3 separate regions of the Homo sapiens genome follow, and regions 1 and 2 are each linked to region 3. A link is a contact called in ENCODE Hi-C or POLR2A ChIA-PET data. All regions are on one chromosome and are shown on one strand. The core of a region is the stretch at or near the end of the contact, and the rest is flanking DNA. Distances in the headings are between cores, read along the strand shown.

The links. Hi-C counts contacts between places; a loop is a spot of excess contacts on that map. ChIA-PET counts read pairs that join two places held with the same protein, here RNA polymerase II (POLR2A). Pooled maps may share reads with other maps.
Region 1: a map of CD4-positive, alpha-beta T cell shows a loop between it and region 3 (6-fold over the local background). The contact joins the promoter of ANKRD9 here to the promoter of WDR20 in region 3. A Hi-C loop is called at or near these places in 2 of 168 maps with a recorded cell type or tissue (CD4-positive, alpha-beta T cell and naive thymus-derived CD4-positive, alpha-beta T cell), 2 of 37 single-sample maps with no recorded cell type and 10 of 50 pooled maps. POLR2A ChIA-PET finds 5 or more read pairs at or near these places in 2 of 52 experiments (PC-9 and activated B cell).
Region 2: a loop to region 3 is called in a map of naive thymus-derived CD4-positive, alpha-beta T cell, with 14 times the contacts of the local background. The contact joins the enhancer-like site here to the promoter of WDR20 in region 3. A Hi-C loop is called at or near these places in 1 of 168 maps with a recorded cell type or tissue (naive thymus-derived CD4-positive, alpha-beta T cell) and 1 of 50 pooled maps. POLR2A ChIA-PET finds 5 or more read pairs at or near these places in 4 of 52 experiments (AG04450, Caco-2, GM12878 and 1 more).

The regions. Positions count from the first base shown.
Region 1 is chr14:102,508,106-102,511,196 of GRCh38, reverse strand. It overlaps ANKRD9 (ankyrin repeat domain 9), which reads left to right and starts at 1,421. Exons shown (of 4, transcript NM_152326.4): 1 at 1,421-1,668; 2 at 2,351-2,556; 3 at 2,648-2,722. LOC105370679 (a long non-coding RNA gene) reads right to left here and starts at 1,154. Exons shown (of 4, transcript XR_007064352.1): 1 at 1-1,154. RefSeq lists enhancers at 1-57, 58-703, 704-1,347 and silencers at 828-877, 1,038-1,477, 2,472-2,633.
Region 2 is chr14:101,790,672-101,794,103 of GRCh38, reverse strand. The region is part of intron 3 of PPP2R5C (protein phosphatase 2 regulatory subunit B'gamma); the gene reads right to left. Among named protein-coding and RNA genes, the nearest start is that of PPP2R5C, 31 kb to the right of the region's middle. Within about 2 kb of position 2,077, at least 6 of the 41 ENCODE cell types and tissues checked have a DNase peak (open chromatin) inside an H3K27ac peak, as active enhancers do.
Region 3 is chr14:102,138,150-102,141,680 of GRCh38, reverse strand. WDR20 (WD repeat domain 20) reads right to left here and starts at 1,784. Exons shown (of 3, transcript NM_144574.4): 1 at 1,509-1,784. The coding sequence starts at 1,757. It also overlaps a transcript of HSP90AA1 not described here. RefSeq lists enhancers at 1,529-1,688, 1,699-1,748 and a silencer at 2,349-2,544.

The sequences.
Region 1 (3,091 bases), core at 172-2,671, 370 kb before region 3:
CACAGCTTTGTCTGCCTCATGGTACTGTCCACCTGGCCTCTCAGGACTGCTCTGTGGCGTGTGTGCTTAAGGGATTGAGCTCGTTGGGCTGGGGACAGAGGCCTGCCTAGGTCTGTTGAGAGGGCCCAGGTAAGACTTCCACCCAGACTGACTGGCTGGGGCACACAGAGAAGCCAGGACAGGGCTGATTGTGTGTGCAGGGGCGTGCCCTCTGGACGAGGCCCCTCCCACCGGGGCGAGGCAGAGGCCTTGCTTGGTTGGAGCGGAGTGGGGGAGTGGGAGGGTCTCCCTGGTGAGATAGTACTGGAAGGGCAGGGACAGCATTCTAGGGAAGGAACCAGAAAGAGCCCCTGCATGGAATGTGGGGATTTCACCATGAGACCCCGGCTGCCTGGCCTCTGAGAACGTGTGTGGGGGGATTCCAGGTGGAAGGTCGTGTCTGGGAGGATGGGTGGGGGGTTGAGCAGTCATTGCCCCTCTCCAGATCTGCGTCCACATCTGTAAAATGGGCCTAGAATTCCCAGCCGCTGGGGGCGAGTGAGGCCATAAATTAGTTGAGATGGACCCAGGCTCCTAAGCCCCCTAGGTCATGACCCCAAACCTTGGAACCCCCGACGGAGACGGTGGGGGTGGCCGAGGCCCAATCGAATCTATCCCGCCCAGATGTGGGAAGAACCGCAGGGCAAACCCCCGGCTTCCCTCCTGGCCGCTCCTCTCTTTGAGGCCACCTCTCTGAGCCCTGATTTGCTGGCGGGTGAACTGGGGATCATCGTGTCCACTGTGGCTGGTGGTCGTGAAACGAAGTGGAAACATGAGTGTTGAGGCCGAGATGGGCGCAGTGCGCGCTCCTAAACAGCTGTCCCCATCCGTCCGCCCCTCCCTCCCTTGCGCGGGTCAGCTGGAGCGGGGGCGCGCCAGGCACGACCCTGGCCGGGCAGAAGGCGGTGGAGCCCTTAGGGGTCGCGGCTCCTACCCCCGGCCCTCCCATGTGCAGATGGGGTAGCAGCCTGGAGGTTTTTCCCAAGGTCACGTAAGGTCAAAGAAAAGGGGAGCTGGACGCGACGAGGAAAGTCACGCACGGCGGAGGGCGGGCCACCTACGCGCGCGCCCGAGTTCGCAGAGCAGCGGCGCCCTCCCGGGCTAGGGCAGCTCGGAGCTCGGAGCCTTTCTTCGCCCGCAGCTCGGGTTCCGGGAGCCCCGCCCCCGCCCATCAACGCCCCGCCCCTTTCGCCACGGCCCCGCCCCTCCTCTCCGTTCTCCCCGCCGGCGCTCCCTCAAGTTTCTCCGAAGTTTTCCGCGGGTCCAGCGGTGCGCCCCGCCCGCCGGCCAGTGACGTAACAATGGTGCAGCGCGGCGGCCAATGGGTGGTGGCGGGGGCCGGCGGCGCGGGCCAATGGCGGCGGCGGACGGTCCCGCTGTCCTGCCTGGCCGGGGCCGCACTGCGCCGCCCGCCGCCCGCCGCCCGCCGCCCGCCGCCGGCGACGGCACCGCCGCCCTGCGATCCGGCCGCGGCGGCTCAGAGCGCGGCTGCGGCGGGCGCGGGCGGCGGTGGCTCCCTCCCGTGCGTCCGTCGTGGGACCTTTGCCCGCTCGCCCGCGGGGGACAGCGCGCGCTCCGGTCCGCGGCAGGGGCGGGGACGCCCGGCCTGTGGCCCCCGCGCCCCCCATGGTGAGTCCCCGTCCCCCGCGCCGCGCCCGCGGCCGCCGCCCCCTCCTCCTCCGGCACACGCGCACGCAGGTGCAGCCCTCGCTGCGCCGGCCACCTGCGCGCGGACGCCCCGCTCGGCCCCGCGACCCTCCGCCGCCCGACGTCTGGCCGTGCAGGCCGGGAGGGGACGGGTAGGAGGTGGCGGGTGGCCCCGGGCGCGGCGCTGCCTTCGATGGCCCAACCCCCTTATTCACGAGCCGCGGCCGTGACTCTGCCCGGTGACGTGGGGAGGCCGAACTTTACGTAACCCGCCCGGCGCCCCACGCGTGCCGGCACAGGGCATATCTGGGGCCCGGAGGCCCAGGCTTGGGGAAGGGGCTCCAGTCACGGTGTTGCCCACGGGCCACAGCCTACCCGCACCGCGCCGCTCTCTTTAACTCAGTTACTGCCAGTGATAGTGACCCAGTCAGTGTGTGTGGACGCGGCCTGCCTTCTGTCCCAGGCCCCTTGTGACCAAGGGCTTACCCTTGAAAGAAGGCAGTAGGGAGGTTGGGACGGAGCCAGAGGTCAGACGCCTAGGCTCAGGTCGGGGCTGGGGACTCAGAGGGCAGGGTCAGGGCCTAAGCTCGATTGCCTGTGGGTTGGGGGTCCCCACCAATTCTGGAATGAGCCCAAACTGAGACGCAGGGGACCTGAGTTCTAGGCCTGGCTCTGCCGTGGCTTGCTGACCTTGGAGAATTGGAGAAGCTTGTGCCCTGCTGGAAAGTGGGATGGCAGTACCCGCTTCATCTAGTAGTCGGGGAGATCAAGAGAGGTATGGGACCTGAAGAGGATGGCAGACTGTGCAGTGCGGTGCACACCGGTCTCCAGGTTGTTTTCACCCTCCTATCTCCTCCCAGGAGCTAACGTGTAAGCAAACATGTTTGGATAGAGGGCTGGTGCCACGCCCCAGGCTCACCCCGCCCGCACAGCCGTCGTCCACCCCTCCCCTTTCTTACAGATAAAGCTGAGGCTCGGCCAGGGACTGTGATATACCCACATCCCCGGAACTAGGTGATCGCGGTGCAGGAACCAGGTAGGTCTGAGTCTGGATCATGCCTCTGAACAGCCCAGGAAGAGGCTCCAGGGGCCTCCAAGTGGTCTGGGGTCGGAGATCAGGGTCAGGGTTGCGCTTGGGCTGGAGAGTGGATTTGCCTCAGCTTGAGATGTGGGCCCAAGCTTTCTCATCCCCTCCCTGGCCTTTTCTTTATTTGGGGTCGTATGAACCTGGCTTAGGTGGGAACAGAAGCTCTTCCAGTGGGTCCCTGGGTTGGAGAGGGGAGGGGAGATTTGAGGGCATGGGCAGCAAGGGCATTTCCAGCAGAGGTGCCAGAGAGCAAGTCAGTTTCAAGGAGGGAGAACAGGTACAGCTAGATCAAGGATGGAGGCGGTGGTTCTGGGCGTC
Region 2 (3,432 bases), core at 828-3,327, 350 kb after region 3:
ATGCATTCCTGTTTCCCCACTCGAATGTTGCCTTTTCCAAAACCACCCATGGCTTGCCCCGTGCCTCCATCCTGTGCCCATAAAAACCCCAGGCTCAGCTGGTAGAGAGAAGAGAAGCAACTGGACATAGGAGACTAGAGTTGGATGTTGGAAAGAAGTGGCTTGACTTCAGAGGGACAACTTGATGGCGTAACTTCAGAGAAGAATCTGGCTGGAGACAGCCAGACTTCAGGGGAAGATTACCTTCCCACTCTGTCTCCTTTTTAGCTTCCCTTCCCACTGAGAGCCACTTTCATTGGCAATAAAATCCCCTGCATTTACCATCTTCAATTCCTTCATGCAACCTCATTCCTCCTGGATGCTGGACAACAACTTGGGTGCCATGAGTATGGGTGTAAAAGGTTGTCCCACTGACCCTCCACTGAGCTGTTAACACTTAAGTCATCCATGGATGGCAGAGCTAAAAGAGTACTGCAACACTTTCTCTGGGGCTTCAGGGATCACAGGGACCCCTGAAGACGCTGCCATGGGGCTGGTATGGGGTTTGCTCCTGCTGGTGCCCAAAAGTGCTCCTGCACCAGCTCACCTGCACTTCCCCTCCCACGAGGGGTGGAGCAGCGAGTAAGTGGAGATCGCCCTTGCTGGCGCTGAAGGGGCCAGCTAGTTCCCACACCCACGCAGTCCAGTTCCTGCCCGTGAAGTGGTCAGGGAAATATCCTGCTTCAAAAACACTATAATGTTAAAATTAAATTTAAAATATCAATATGAATGTACGATTCAGAAAATTTATATCCTCGCTCCCTCCATTGAAAGCATTTAAAAGTAATGTCAGACCAGTAGCAATAAACATCCCTCTGACCCAGATTTTGGTTGCTAATATATTTACTACTGAAAGGAACCAGGGCTCTTTGAAAAATAGCTGATTTGGCCAGGTGTGGTGGCTCATGCCTGTAATCTCAGCACTTTGGGAGGCCGAGGTGGGTGGATCACTTGAGGTCAGGAGTTTGAGACCAGCCTGGCCAACATAGTGAAACCCCATATTTACAAAAAATATAAAAATTAGCTGGGCATGGTGGCACACGCCTGTAATCCTAGCTACTTGGGAGGCTGAGGCAGGAGAATCATTTGAATGTGGGAGGCGGAGGCTGCAGGGAGCCAAGATTGCACCACTGCACTCCAGCATGGATGAGACCATGAGACTGTCTCAAAAAAAAAAAAAAGAAAAGAAAAATGGCTGATTTGAAGTCTGGGGAAGAGAAGGTATTAAATGAGCCCAAGGGATGTCTCACTGTGTCAGAAATCAAGGAATCAAAAATAAATGAGGCTATGTAAAAAAACAAAAACAAACAAAAAAACACACGAGCTACCCTAAAGGGCACTTAATGATTGCAATTATGCCATCTGAACACCAGAAAGACTAATGCTTTTGGTACATGAAAACACACTGAAATCAACAATATATTAGTCCACAATGATATTAAAACAAAGAGAAAGCTAGAAAAAAGCTTCAGCTGTCACCATTAGAGGGAACTGGTAATAAAAGACAAAGAATTAAGCTTATCCTTCTTTTTCAGTAGGAGCTCCATTTCAAGATAACCAAGTATCTCTGGTTGGTAAGAAAAATCACTGCTTTCAGAAGAACGTTAGAGTAAATGTTGAATTCGCTAGTGAAACTGAAACTACTGACTCAGGCAAGGATTATCAACTGTTGTTCAAGACATTAGCACATGGTTGACAGGGAATACACATTGGTAGGATGCCAAAATATACACTGCAGACTATTACTAGTACTTTTTGAATTGTAAAGGGAAATATGTAATTGTTCAATAGAGATATCAATCTGTCATCAACTGAATTCACTAGTAAAACTGAAAATTTAGCATCACTTCTGATGATAGGCAACCAGAGGCTATGCATCTCTCACAATAATGTCACTATCTCCTAAGTTATAAAGCGTTGCCTCTGATGTATTTCAGCCAAAAAAGGTTTCCATTTACAGGAACCGCAGTGGGGTAAGTGGGATATATTGCAGAACAACTGGGTCGGTTGATTTAACAAACCAGTGTTGTGGTTTAAGGCACTCCCAGATTGGCAGTGCCTCCAGGTGTCTGGCAGAGCAAAAACAAATCCCTATTGAAGAAGACACTTTGATTCTAGGTTTCAATTTATTTCACATATCTGAATACAATGACCAATATACAATAAAAAAAATCAGGTACACAAGGAAATAAGACATCATGAACAAAATGTGTCAAACACCTCAGATACTAGTGTGACCTGACGCAGGCTATAAAACAGCTGCGTTTACTATACTTATTTAGTATACTATACTAAACTTGTATACCATACAAGTTTTGATGGTATGTTCAAGAGAATAGGAAAATATTTTAAAATGGCACTGCAGACTGAAAAAAGAACCAAACAGAACTTTCATAAATGAAAAAAAAAACCCTGAAATTAAAAGCTCAAAAGAAGGGTTTGACACATATAGACAAATCTGAAGATTTACAACGAATAACAAAAATTGAGAATAAGCGTTTCAAAACTTTCGTATCAACTTAACAGGGTAATCTTATGTCTACTGACTATAATAATAAAAACACTATTTTATACACAGTGTATTTTGTACTTCACTTCTGTAATAATTTATTTTTACTGTATTTTATTTTCTGTTAAAATAAAGGACTCATATCTGGGAAAACATACTGTTACAATTCAACAAGAAGAAGACAACCAACTTAAAAAAAGACATCTCATCAAAGAAGAGAGACAAATGGCTAACAGGCATATGAAAAGATGCTTAAAATTTCCAGTCATTGGGGAAAGGCCAATGGAAACCACAGTGAGACACCATTACACACCCACAAGAATTAAGCTATAATCGAAAAGACAATAATAGATATTGGCAAGAATGTGGCCACATCAGAGCCCTCATACATTGTTGGTGGAAATGTAAAACAGTACAACCACTTTGGAAAACAGTTTGGCAGTTTCTTTTTCTTTTCTTTTCTTTTTTCTTTTTTTGAGACGGAGTCTTGCTCTGTTGCCCAGGCTGGAGTGCAGTGGTGTGATCTCGGCTCACTGCAACCTCCACTTCCCAGGTTCAAGCAATTCTCCTGCCTCAGCCTCCCGAGTAGCTGGGGCTACAAGCGAGTGCCACCATGCTCAGCTGATTTTTTGTATTTTTAGTAAAGATGGAGTTTCACCGTGTTAGCCAGGATGGCCTTGATCTCCTGACCTCATGATCCGCCCGCCTCGGCCTCCCGAAGTGCTGGGATTACAGGCGTGAGCCACGGTGCCCAGCCAACAGTTTCTTAACAAGCTAAACATAAATTTACCACACAAGCCAGGAATTCCACTCCTAGGTATCTACTCAAGAGAAATGAAATATCTGCTCGCACAGACTTCTATGCAAATGTTCACAGCAGCACT
Region 3 (3,531 bases), core at 535-3,034:
ATGATTATTATATTATTAATTACAACGTGCACTGTAACATTCCCTTTTTAAAGAGGTGCAAATAGAAGTTAAATAACTTATCCAAGGTCACCCAAACAAGTCAGTGACAAAGTTGGGAGTAGGAGTAAAACTTCAGCCCCTAGACTGAAGACTACTTCGAGCTTTTGCAATTCCAAACGAGGAAAAAAAAAAGGTCAAGCGATTTACCCTTAATAACTTCCAACAGCATACCCTAAATACAGTGGTACACTTATTATCATAAAGACTAAGAAAAAAAGATTCACCCTGAATCAAAGAAACAACTTTGCTACATTTAGATACCACTGTCATTTCCCTAGCTCTTGTAACAAGCGAAAATCCTGTACTGGATCTGGCTATATTAAATCCTGAAGAATGTTCACTCTTCAATATGAACAATTTATTTTCATGCTAACATGCATTTACGACTTAATCTTTTATCACCTTGTCCTATTTGGAGGTGCTGTGGGATGCATTAATTTCCTCACTCTTCCATGACATCAAGTCAAAGACTACAATCTCAAAAATAAGCAATTCTCAGTGAAAACATAGTTACATAGCCAATGAAAGAAAAACTCTAATAAATGGCTGCTTTTAAAGAGATACTTTTAAAGGATGCTTACATGTTTCACAGAATTACCGGTAACTCGCCCGCCAAGAAGGATGGTCCCTTTAAAGCAGCTTTTAAAGCATATCACTCCCTGTTTGGGACACAGTCTGACTTGTTGGACAAGATTAATCTGGGCACTCTCACACAACCCCTCTGAACCAGCTTAGTTCACTGGAAACATCATTTCAACTGTAGTACTCAGCCCTTCGCATACTACAAGGGACAAGATGACTCTCCTTAACAATCTTTCAGAAGGTCCCCACGGCGGAGACAGTGACAGCCGTCCTCCCGCGGATGTTTTTGGAAATAGAAATGTTAACACCAGGAGAGGCTCCTAGGAAGTGTCAGTGCGGCAGCAGGTGGAGTAGCCCTGCGTGCCGAGCAGGTTCTTTCTGACCTAGTCTCAATGCTCCGCTTCCCGGCCCCGGTTCCGCCTTACAGAGATCTTGTTAAGCCGTCTTGCGTCCCTGTTCTCTAACCCAGGGCGAGACTTCCAACCCTCCAGGGAGGCGAGGCAATCGAAGCAGACAAGACGGCCACCTCACCTCTTCCGGGGACTCGCAGGCCCGCTCCCTGGCCATGTCAGAGCCTGATGGACCAGGCTGGAGGGGACGCAGCCGGCTCCCCCGGGAGCCTCCCAGCCAGAACCCCCGCGCCCCACGGTCCCTTTCCACTGCCCCCACCCCTTCGAAACGCCACCGCCACCACCCTCCTTACTCCTGAATCCCCTCTCCTCAGGAGTACCCCAGTGGAGTTACCGGCCCACTCAAAAGTAAGAGCGACGGCCACCCCTCTCGGTCACCCTGGCCCCACTGTCACCGCCCTGCTCCCGGCCTCTGCCTACGCCGCTGGCTGGCTCCGGTGACGCCCGGGTCGGTACCTTGCGGACCCCCTTGTAGATATAGAAGTACAGCTCCCGGCCCACATTGAAGCAGAGGCGGTCGCCGTTGCCAGACTGGTCGTTGAGGTTTACGAAGGAGACGCGGACAGGGTTGGATCCCTGCGAGTTGAAGGGCACCCGGTTGGGCCGGCTGTACTCCGAGTGCGGCAGCAGCTTGTACAGACCTTCCCGGGTGGTGAATTGGGTCTTAATCTCGTTCATCTCCTTCCCTCCTCCCTCCGTCGCCATCTTGGAAAGCAGCGTTCATCCTGCCCTAAGTGCCCGGATCACGCCCACCGCGCAGGCGCTGTTCCTGGTGCTCCCTCTTCCCCCACCCCCTGCCTCTTCCTTCTCGCCCCTCCCACCCGCGGGCCAGCCCTGCGAGGGCGGGCCAAAGGGAAGGGGTGGGCTTGTTTACGGCCCGACTGCGCAGGCGTGCTCACCTGGCGTGCTCCACCCGACTGGGCGTCCGCAGGCTCCTCCCCCGGGTGTGGCCTCCGGGCGGCATGGCTGCTTCCCAGGTGATGCCGGCTTCAGCTAGTGGGGTCTAGTTGACCGTTCCGCAGCCGCCAGGGCCAGCGGAAAGCCGGTCAGGGGGAACCGCGGCGGGGCTGGTGTCATGAGCCTGAGGTGAACTTGAGGGTGCCTCCTCAGCGGTCTCCCGCCCTGCCCTGAGGGGCGCCGGGACCCCAAAGAGCGGAGGAAGAGCGCCACCCCGACGGCCACCGCTTCGGAGCCAGCACGCGGGGTACCCTACGGGGAGCGCGGATGCCCCCGTGTTCGGGCGGGGACGGCTCCACCCCTCCTGGGCCCTCCCTTCGGGACAGGGACTGTCCCGCCCAGAGTGCTGAATACCCGCGCGACCGTCTGGATCCCCGCCCAGGAAGCCCCTCTGAAGCCTCCTCGCCGCCGTTTCTGAGAAGGTACCAAGGGACTCAAGATTTACGCTTCACTATGTTTTATTTCAGGCGGGGTAGGGGGAGAGAAGAATGTGGTACAGCATAGGTGTTCTCAAGCCAGATATCCTAATTCCTGCGTGTGATGAGCACTGGCGGCCTCCGCTTCTTAGCGGAGGTTTGTCCTCTCCAGCTGTTCAGAAACACGGGGCGGGGAAGCGCTTTGGGAACCGGGGACTGAATCTTTTTAGGATTCACTGATCTTGCTCAGTAGGTTACGAAGAGCTCTTAATAAAATTTAAGGTAATTGTTTTTTTTTCCAGAAGCCTCAGGTGGAGTCTGTGAGATTATTTACTAGTAGATCCATAGGGATAGTTGTATGCATGTAATGTACAGGGTCTAGATTTATAAGGACGGGCACACGTGTCAAAGTAAGATTCAACAATCACTATTTTATACCTGGGTTTCTTGGCATGTTACACCAGAATAAGAAAGCTTCTAAAGTGACAGAAACATTCTAATAGAATTCCAGGGAGGGGGGAAGCCAACATTTGTAACACCAAGAATGATCTATTCCTGGAAGTTCAGATTATATCTGGAGGGGCACAAAAGAAGTGAATGGAGAGAATTTCTAAAGTAGGAGGAGTGTAAATCATAAACATCTTCCGTATTAAAAAGCAAGTAGATACCAATAGAAACTGTGCCAATGATGTAGTAATACATTTGATAATAACATCTTTAGCCTTTGTAGTGTTGGAAAAAAAAAAGAAAAAAAAGCACTGAAGTACTTCTTAATTAATAGAGCCTGAAAAATACTTAAAATTTTTTCTTAGAATTGTTTTGATGTTATCCGACTTTCCCTAATCTTAAAACACCAGGGTATGTTCTGTCGTTACCATGGCTATATCCCAAACTCCATAACTGTGTTATTTTACATTGAAAACACGTATTTTACAATAATCAACTTGAAGGATAGTGGCATCTTGAATCATCTAAAAATAATTTATCTGTGTTTCCTAATTATCAAGAGGAAAAAAAGTATAATTTTTGGGGGGGGAAAAAAACCCAGCGAGCAAAAGTTAAAACAAAATTTTGTATTATTCTTCAATTAACCATAACATTGTATT